3 separate regions of the Homo sapiens genome follow, and regions 1 and 2 are each linked to region 3. Evidence: chromatin contacts called from ENCODE Hi-C or POLR2A ChIA-PET data. All regions are on one chromosome and are shown on one strand. The core of a region is the stretch at or near the end of the contact, and the rest is flanking DNA. Distances in the headings are between cores, read along the strand shown. Region 1 holds the start of PLEKHH1 (pleckstrin homology, MyTH4 and FERM domain containing H1). Region 2 holds the start of PIGH (phosphatidylinositol glycan anchor biosynthesis class H). Region 3 holds the start of PALS1 (protein associated with LIN7 1, MAGUK p55 family member).

The links. A loop is a pair of places that touch in the nucleus more often than their neighbours do. ChIA-PET counts read pairs that join two places held with the same protein, here RNA polymerase II (POLR2A). Pooled maps may share reads with other maps.
Region 1: a pooled map shows a loop between it and region 3 (2.1-fold over the local background). The contact joins the promoter of PLEKHH1 here to the promoter of PALS1 in region 3. A Hi-C loop is called at or near these places in 1 of 50 pooled maps. POLR2A ChIA-PET finds 5 or more read pairs at or near these places in 3 of 52 experiments (B cell, T-cell and activated T-cell).
Region 2: a loop to region 3 is called in a map of naive thymus-derived CD4-positive, alpha-beta T cell, with 8 times the contacts of the local background. The contact joins the promoter of PIGH here to the promoter of PALS1 in region 3. A Hi-C loop is called at or near these places in 1 of 168 maps with a recorded cell type or tissue (naive thymus-derived CD4-positive, alpha-beta T cell), 4 of 37 single-sample maps with no recorded cell type and 13 of 50 pooled maps. POLR2A ChIA-PET finds 5 or more read pairs at or near these places in 1 of 52 experiments (naive thymus-derived CD8-positive, alpha-beta T cell).

The regions. Positions count from the first base shown.
Region 1 is chr14:67,531,705-67,534,782 of GRCh38, forward strand. It overlaps PLEKHH1 (pleckstrin homology, MyTH4 and FERM domain containing H1), which reads left to right and starts at 1,586. Exons shown (of 29, transcript NM_020715.3): 1 at 1,586-1,694. It also overlaps a transcript of GPHN not described here and a transcript of TMEM229B not described here. RefSeq lists a silencer at 1,210-1,679.
Region 2 is chr14:67,599,018-67,602,148 of GRCh38, forward strand. PIGH (phosphatidylinositol glycan anchor biosynthesis class H) reads right to left here and starts at 1,251. Exons shown (of 4, transcript NM_004569.5): 1 at 1,007-1,251. The coding sequence starts at 1,186. It also overlaps a transcript of GPHN not described here. RefSeq lists an enhancer at 929-1,248.
Region 3 is chr14:67,239,812-67,242,737 of GRCh38, forward strand. PALS1 (protein associated with LIN7 1, MAGUK p55 family member) reads left to right here and starts at 1,624. Exons shown (of 15, transcript NM_022474.4): 1 at 1,624-1,722. It overlaps LOC124903330 (a long non-coding RNA gene), which reads right to left and starts at 1,598. Exons shown (of 2, transcript XR_007064217.1): 1 at 1-1,598. It also overlaps a transcript of GPHN not described here. RefSeq lists an enhancer at 976-1,255 and a silencer at 1,236-2,205.

The DNA of each region.
Region 1 (3,078 bases), core at 336-2,835, 290 kb after region 3:
AGGAGTTTGAGACCCCACCTCTACTAAAAAAAAAAAAAAATTTTTTTTTTTTTTTTTGCTGGGTATAGTAGCATGTGCCTATAGTCCCAGCTGTTCATGAGGCTGAGATGGGAGGATTGCTTGAGCCCAGGAGTTCAAGTTACAGTGAGCTATGATTGTGCCACTGCAATCCAGCCTGGAGAACAGAACAAGAAGAACCTATGTCCAAAAAAAAAAAAAAAAAAAAAGTGAATGAATGAATTAATGTCTTCTTAGCAAAATCCAGAGAACGTGTTTTTGGGCTTCCTTATGCAACTTCTGGAATGTTGAAGTGGATAGCCTGAGCATTGTCCCACAAAATGGGGCTAATCTATCCCAATCCCCACGAGCTATAAAGCTGTTTGCAAGTTCAGCCATTGAAGTCCCATTGGCCCAGTTAAATTCTCACGTTTGGCCTCCTGCACTACCAGCTTTCCTTAGTGTCTGGGCTCTCAAAACTTCTACGTGAGAATGGCCTGGGGTACTTTAGTTAGAGATTCAGATTCAAACCCAGGGTGGGGGTGTTCTTCATGGTGCCTGGGATGAGTCTTCCAAGGACCATTTGGAGAAACAGGCGCTGATGGTATTTTGCTTCTGTTCAGTCCTTCACTGACAGAGAGCCTGCAGGGTTGAGGAAGAAGGCTCTGTTTTGAAGTGTGGATCCCTCCCTGCAATGGTCTCTATTTGCATCTTCTTTACTCCAGGCTCACCTAGCCAAATGTTGAGTTTTCCAACCCCTCTGGGTATGAGATTGCTTTGGGCGATCTGAGATCTGCAAATGTCTGAGAACGAGGAGCACATGGGCACGCTGATGACTGCCCTGCAAACTGCCTGGCAGCCAGGGTCCTCCTGGGCCCTCCTTTAAAATAACATATACATAAGCCGGCCTGGAGGCCCAGGCGGGAAGATCACTTGAGCTCCGGAGTTCGAGTCCAGCCTGGGCAACATAGCGAGACCAGAAAATAAGCAAGTAAGTTACTCTCTGGGCTGTCGTAACTTATTTTTTCTTTTTCTCCTGCAAATTGCAACTCAGAACATTTGGTCTGCCAGACTGAAATATGGACTTCTGTTCCAAATATCCAGACGTTACAGTTCCCACAGGTGGCCAGGAGAATGCTGGAACCTTTGGCGGAGACGGTCTGGTCTTGTCCCGCAGCCCGCGAGGGTCCCCCGCTATTTGGGGTCAAGCAGATCCCCGGGGCGCTCTGGCCACCCCTTGCGGCAGCTGGTGCGGCCTCCTCGGAGAGCTCCGGGCCGGCGCCCGGGACACCCCGCCGCCCTCCCTGCCGCCCCAGGGACGAGCCCAGCGGTGCGGAGAAGTGGGAGGCTGGAGCCTGCTGAGGTCATTTCCTGTGCCTCTCCGCGAGCTGCCTGGAGAGCTGAGCCCAGCGCTCTGCCTTTAAGGAGCGGGCGGGGAGCCGAGGGGAGGAGGGCGCCCGGCGGAGCGTTGAATGGGGCGCAGCAAGGCTCGGCCGGGCTTTGTGCAGCGAGCCCGCGGGCACCCCTCCCGCTCCAGCCTCGCCCCGCCCCGCAGCCCACGACCCCTGCTGCCGGGGAGGGGAGAACCGGCGGCAGCCCGGGACTCCGGCGAGAGCGACGCAAGGTCGGCTGCGGCGGCGGCCCGAGGGCGCCCGTGTGCCCAGTGCGCGGCGGGGACGGCCGCGAGCTCGCTGGAGGTGAGCGACCCGCGCTCCCGCCGCTGTGGTGGGCTGGGGCTGCGCCGCGGCGGAGGGCGTCAGGCTGCGCGCGGGGGACGGCCCCTCGGGCCCAGAGGACGATCCGGAGCAGGTGCCTCCCTACCTGGAAGCGAGCTCCCAGCGGCGGGGAGCGCTGGAGCGCGGGTCTGGCTTGGGAAGCCGGGCGCCCCAGGGGACTCGCGCCGCGAGGCCAGGAGGAGCCTCCCCCGGGAGTACCTGGACTTGGGGATCGGTCAGATCCAGCCGCTCCTGGGAAGGGCCCTCGGAGCGGACGTGCAGGCTGCCACCTTGCTATCGGTGCTCGCTCCCTTTCACCCCTTCCCGCACCCCTCCCCATCTCACCTCAGGTTATTTCTTCTGTGATTTCTGAGTGTTGTCTTTGGGACCCTATGGCTCAGGCTCGACTCCTAGGAGCAGGTCATTCAAGCAGAAAAGAAAACAGGTTGGGCGCCGAATGACACAGAGCATTGTGTCCTAGGAGTCTTAGCGAGGACTCGGTCACCAGGAACCAGGGGCCTTAGTGGGGGTGGCAGAGGCGGTGAAGAGCCTCATCTGGAAGGAAACTCCTCTCCTTGTGGGATTTCTGCTTGCCAGGATATCTCCTCCATAGCTTTTACTATGAATCCACCTCATAAAACTCTTCCAAGACAGAGCCTTGGTTCAGGTAAAACACTTGAAAGACCATTTAAAAAATTCAGTGGGAGAATTATCAGTTCCTTCATCAAACTGTTTGGACTGTCTTCTATGTGACAGACACTGTGTATAGGGCTAGTACCATCACTGAACGCTTTATAGAACATCGGTATTAGTGTTTCTGCATATTATTGGCCCCATTTTTCCAAAGGAGGAAGCTGGGACTCTGAAAAGTTGTGATTTAGGCCAGTTGCAGTGGCTTATGCCTGTAATCCCAGCACTTTGGGAAGCCAAGGCAGGAGGAGAGCTTGATGCCAGGAGTTCAAGACCAGCCTGGGCAACATAGGGAGACCCTGTGTCTACAAATAAATAAAAATTTAAAAATTAGCTGGGTGTGGTGGTGTGGGCCTGTAGTCCCAGCTAACTTGGGAGGCTGATGATCCTGTCTGTTAAAAAAAAAATTGTTGTGATATGCCCATGGTCACATAGCTAAAAAGTGGAAGAGCCATAACTGAAACCCAAGCCTCCTAAATTCCTAACGTATGGTTCAGTCCACTTCTACCACCTTCCCATAGACTGCTGAGGGGGCCTGCTCAGAGTTGGGCAATTGTGGGGTGCAGCCTGTGGCCCCAAACTCATTGAAACTAACAACTAAGCTGAAAAAATGTGGAGCCTCTTCTGCCCTCTTCAGAAGTCACCAGCTGTAGGGGAGAGCATGTTCCTCCCATTC
Region 2 (3,131 bases), core at 1-2,500, 360 kb after region 3:
CATACGGTTTAGATAGTTAGATAGTTTCCTGCAATTAGGGCAGTCTTAATTCTGCATATTTCTATGCTAAATTACCATGCTCTGAAACACGCTTTGACAGCAAAAAAGCGAATGGATGCAGTAATGGAAACAATATCCAAGTTACAAAAATAAATAGCCCTGCTGTACTTAGCTCTGATTAGATCACTTCTGGGATAATACATTCAATTCAGGCACTACATATGAAACTAGAACTTATCCTGAAAATTAGGATAATTCTTTTTATTTGAGAGCTGTCACAAAGTTACTGCATTTAACCCTCACAATATCATGAAGCTGGTATGGCAGGCATGAATTCTATTTTAGAGATGTAGAAAATTGAGGCTCAGAGAAAACAGGAATGAATCTGGAAATTGAGCACAGCTATCACACACGTCCAAAATTTCATAAACCTTTAGAAAGTACTTGAAATTGGGGAAGGGTTTGGGAGGAGGGAGGGTTAAAAAACTCCCTTGAAAAACAGAGATTAGGAAGAACTATAACACTCTATCTATACACACAGATAAACACACACACTTGTGGAGGCAAAGACAGTTTGTGGAAGTCTACGTAAAGTATTGTTAGCAGTACTACTTTGAGGAGCAGAAGGGATGGACGAGGAAGACCCACTTAGTAGTTCCTTGAACTCTTGGAATTAAATTACTGCGCGCCTATACTACATAGAACACATGGCAGTTAAAGTTTTAGGCCGTCGCGCAAGAACTAGATGTATGCTGAGTGAACCCACGGAGCAGAGCACAGCCACGGAAGGGGAATGTACTATCCAGGAGCACACATTTCACTAAACGTCATTTAAAGAGCTGTCCAGCAGCGGAATATCGTCCCCAGAACCCGTGAGTTCCCGCCCTCCTGTCCTATCACTGTAGGAGGGGCCGACCAGAGGTCCGGGCTCGACCAAAGACCCCAAAGACCCTCCCAAAGCCGAACCCCCTCCTTCGAGCGCGGGGAGGGGCCGACTTGCCATTACCTCGCAGAGGGTGAAGAGTCCGTAGGCCGCCAGCCACACCGTGCAGGTGACAGCGGTGAGCGAACGCAGCGAGAGCCGAGGGCAGCTGAGGCAGAATTCCCGGCAGGACGGGGAGTAGTAGCGGCGCTGCAGCGCCAGGCGGCCGCCGCAGATATCCGAAAAGCTCCGCTCATCCTCCATGACGCCCCCACTCGGCCGCCCGCACCGCGCGGCGCTGCACTGCGCTCGCCGGCCCTGGCCGTCTCGCCCGCTCCAGACCCGCTTCCGGCAGCCGCGTCACCACGCCCCGCCCTAAGCCTGCGCAGCCTCAGTTGCGCGCCGAGAGCTCTGCTGGGGGCTGATGGTTGTGCGTTCTTCCGGGCCGGCCTTGACTGTCTTCGAAAAAACCTCGTCGGGGCAATAGTTAAGTGGAAAGATTAAAATCGTTTTTAGACCGGGCGCGTTGACTCAGGCCTGTAGTCCAGCACTGGGAGGCCAAGGCGGGAGGATCGCTTGAGCCTGGGAGGTCGAGGTTGCAGTGAGCGGAGATCATGCCCCTGCTCTCTAGCCTGTGCGAGAGAGCAAGACCCTGTCTCAAAACAAACCCACAGTTTGTTTTTGTTTTGAGACGGAATGGCGCGACGTCGGCTCACTGCAACCTGCTTCCCCCGGGTTCAAGCGATTCTCCTGCCTAAGCCTCCTGAGTAGCTGGGATTACAGGCGCGCGCCACCACGCCCTGCTGATTTTTGTATTTTTAGTAGAGACAGGTTTCACCATGTTGGCCAGGTTGGTCTCAAACTCCTGACCTCAGGTGATTCGCCCGCCTCGGCCTCCCGAAGTGCTGGGATTACAGGCGTGAGCCACCGCACCCAGCCCAAACCCACAGTTTTAATCATGCTTTTGCTTGGCAAGCCGATTTCTCTAAGCCAGAGTGAGCCGCAAGGAGAGCCCACGGGTATTCATTTCACTTACTCTTTTCCTGTGCCGGGTAGTTTGAGGTGCTTGAGGATGCAGCAGTGAACGATGTTGATGACAGTCTCTGCCCTCGGGCAGCTTCCTTTCTAGTAGGAGACAATATGGAAATAAGAGAGTATCGTTGGCAATACTATGCTGACTGGCAGGGATGGACTGAGGACTTTACATAGGGCAGTCAGGCGAAGTCTCTAAGTAAGAGGACACTGAGTTACAAGGGTGACGAGCCAGACAGGACTGAAGGAGCTCTGGAGGAGGAATTTGCCAGAAAGAAAGACCAGGAAAGGCAAACCCCTCGAAGTTGGAACAAGCTTGGCTTAATGAAATAATCAAAAGGCGAGAAAGGTTGGTGTGTGGGGAAAACAGTTGGAAGCTGGGGAGGCAGGTAGGGGTCAGATCCAAGAGGGTCTTGTAGGGTCTGGTAAGGAGTTTGGATTTCACTGCCTGGGAGTTCTGTCTCCCAAATGACTGCTTGGACCGTGGTAGACAGGCAAGACCTGGCTGGGAATTAAGCAGGAGCGGGAGATGCAGAAGAAATGGATAATAAAATTACTAAACTCATGAGTAATAGTGGCCTATGAGTTCCATTTTTACTTCTGATGTGGCCCAGGAGTGGCTATGTGGACTGTCAAAACACTTGTGATGGGCTGGGCATGGTGGCACATGCCTGTAATCTCAGCACTTTGGGAGGCTGAGGAGGGCAGATCACTTGGGTCAGGAGTTCAAGATCAGCCTGGCCAACATGGTGAAACCATCTCTACTAAAAATACAAAAAAATTACCTGGGCATGGTGGAGCATGCCTGTAATCCCAGCTGTTCGGGTGGCTGAGGCAGGAGAATCACTTGAACTTAGGAGTTCAAGACCAGCCTGGGCAACAGAGCAAGACTGTGTCTATATTCATTTAAAAAAAAAAAAAGATCCATGGCATAAAGGTCTCACCAGCTTTAAGTCTCTCTGATGAAAGGTTCCGTTTCTTCATCTTCATTCAGAATTTTATTTCCCTTTCTTTTTTCCTAAAGGATTTCTTCAAGCACTTCTTTATTTTTCTAGTTTTATTTCTGTGCCCCGAATCTGACAATTAATACACTCCTTTTATTAGTCCGTTTTCACACTGCTATAAAGAACTACCTGAGACTCGGTAATTTATAAAGAAAAGAGGTTTATTGACTCAC
Region 3 (2,926 bases), core at 374-2,873:
CGCCACTTTACTCCAGCCTGGGCAAAAGAGCGAAACTCCGTCTCAAACAAAAACAAAAACAAAAGAACTTAGAAAAGGAAGTAAGTCACACACAGTAACCGTTTTTTCTTTTGGGGTATGGCTAGTAGTTTCTAGGAATCCTGGAGACTTTATCTGGATTTCAGTTAGGCATTTCACCAGTTCTCATGGCATCTTTATGGAGGAATATGGGCCAAGAAGACAGTTCGGTTGTGTCGTCCACCTGTATTCGAAGCCTACTGAGAAATTTTTGATGGCAGGAGCATTAAGGTCTTTAGTGGCATGCAGCAGAGTTCTGTCCTCCGCTCTGTCTTATTAAACACTTGGACAGAATGCTGATCAGATTTGAGAAGGATAACAAATCTGGGAAGGGTAGGCATCCCCAAAGATCTTCACCACCAGGAACAACGGTTTGCTTCGTTCAGGCCATCACAGTGTCCTTAGTGAGGGACACCACAACCCATAGGCTGTCCAGAGGAGCGTAATGGGGAAGAATGTGAAAGAGCTTGAAAATCAGGACCTGAGGACATTGCGAGATGGAAAAACACCGTGGGACAAAATGAGGAAAACCGAGAGAAATGGAAATGGCATATACGAAGGCTTTGAGGGAGGACTGTGCCCCTGGGGGAAACTGTGCCCCCGGGCTGGAGTCACAGGCATAGTTTGGCCTCATAGAAGGAGAGGTCGATTAACAAACCTTGCAAGTGTTCAAATGTGGAATGGGCTTGCTCGGAAGGTACTGTCAAGACAGAGACCATCCGAGGGCTTTTATTGCAAGTGTCGAGACACATTGCTGGTGTTTCTCCTTAGAACGTCCTCCAATCTGCTCTGACTTCCGCCCGCACCCGCCTGAGTCCTGCCCCATTCCAAGGGTGGCACATCCAGGTCCCGAGGGCGCCAGCCATGCCCGGAGCACGGGCTGATCTGCGTAACTCTGTCCCTTCGGGAGACTTCTGGGAAATAGTTCTAGTCCTTGCTATCCTTGCTTTCTGGTTTTCAGAAATCAGTGCAGCTGCTGGCTTTATGCAGTCTTCTGCGGGACACTGCACACATCCAGGTGTTTATGTCATTTTTTAAAAAAAACAAATGTTAGATTGGGTGACTAACTTGACAGGACATGAGGAATCTCTTCAAGAGGAATCAGATTTTCTTCAGGATACGTCATCCAGAGACAAGAGCCAAGGGATGTAGAAACCCAGGGAAGCCTCGCGTCCCCACAAAGCCCGCCGGCCAAATCCCGAAGGGGCTCTACCGGGCCAGCTAGCCCGGAGCAGTCCGCGTTTTAGACTTAGAGGCGCGCGACTGCGCGCACCCGGCTGGAGCTGCGGAGAGGACCAATGAGCGGGCGCTCTCTCCGCTCCGGCTCGGGATTGGGCAAGCCGCGCCAGCCTCTCACGGGCGGGGTGGGACTCGGATCCGCGCGCCCACTGCGCCAGAGTCCCGGGGGCGCGTGCGCGGTCTCGCGGCGGCCGCAGGGGCCGGTCTCGCGCGGTCTAGAAGTGGAGTTGCTGGCGGCTGCGGCGGTGACGGCGGCGACGGAGGAGGCAGGCGGTGGGGCGGGGGCGGGGACTAAGGATTCTGAGGTGGGGAGTCGGGAGTTTCTGGATTCTTTATCCGGAATTTCAAGGGCCGCCGGAGGGCTGTCGCTTCTGCAGTGCGTAGGAGCGGCCGGGGCGGGAGGCTCCGCGGAGCCGAGGCGTGGAGGTAAGAGGCGGATCGGCGGCGGCTGGGCTGTAGAGATCTTAATCAACAGGTCCCTGGGAGCGCGGCGGGGGAGGGGCGGGCGGCCGGGCTCCCCTTCCCCCACACGCTGCGCAAACTCCGGCCAGCGGGAGACCCCTGGCAGCCAGGCGGGCTTCCTCAGGCGCGCGAGCTGCGGCCGTGGAGGGTGTGAGCCCAACCTTTGTCCCTCGGAGCAACGCTGCCTGCGCGGTGCCCGCTCCTTCTGCTTGGCTGGGCATGCACCTTGGCGCGGGCCACAGCCAGCCGAGCCCGAGGTGCAGGGGGCGCGGCGGGGAGTCGTCTGCCCCCTGCGCCCTCTCTCCGAGGTCGCGACGCGCGGGACTCTCCCGGCCGGGTCTGGGAAATCGGCGAGGGAACGCTTTCCTTTAGAAGTCAGAATGTAGTCAGCGTTCCTCTGCCTGACTCAGCTGCTGGTATTCTGCTGCTCATTGCGTTCTTAAACACGCAAACAGTTCCTGCTTCCTTGTGACCACTTTAAAAGAAAAGCCTAGTTTTGTTCATGGTTTCTGATACTTTAAGGTTGCACGTTGAACTTTGAAGCATGTAAATTGTTATAACCTACGTTTAATGAAGTTTGCTTTAAACGATCTTTGTAGTAAATTATGTAACTTTCTAATGATCATAACTCACCTTCTGTTGATTGACATACAGTAATGTGTACGGAATGTAGGTTTCGGTCAAAAGGTTTTTCTTGGCAGTTTATGCTAAAATTAAAATCTGATGGCTAGGAAGTTTTTAGATGTAGTATGGAGTGTGTGTTTTGTCTCCATACTCGTTTAGAATAGTAAGAATTTAGATTTGGAAAGTCAGTTGAACAAAAATTTTGAAATTTTGATTTGACTGACGCAGTGAAAGGTGTTAATATTTCTGATTTTTTAAAAAAGCAATATCATGTTTTAATGATAGTTTACTAATTATGCTTTTGGATTATACCAGAAGTTAATAACCTGTTAAATTATGCAATAGGAACAAATGACGTGTTGGTTATTGGTGTCTTTGAAGTATTGGTGGTAATGAAACTTATTAAATAAGCTTCCTTGAATTAAGAACTACGATTTTTTTTTTTTACTAGATCCCTGTGGACATAGCTATTGTGGATAGGTTTTATAGGCTTTCTATTTGCGGCAGGATGAGCTATTAAATTATAATGTAAGAGATTTATAGA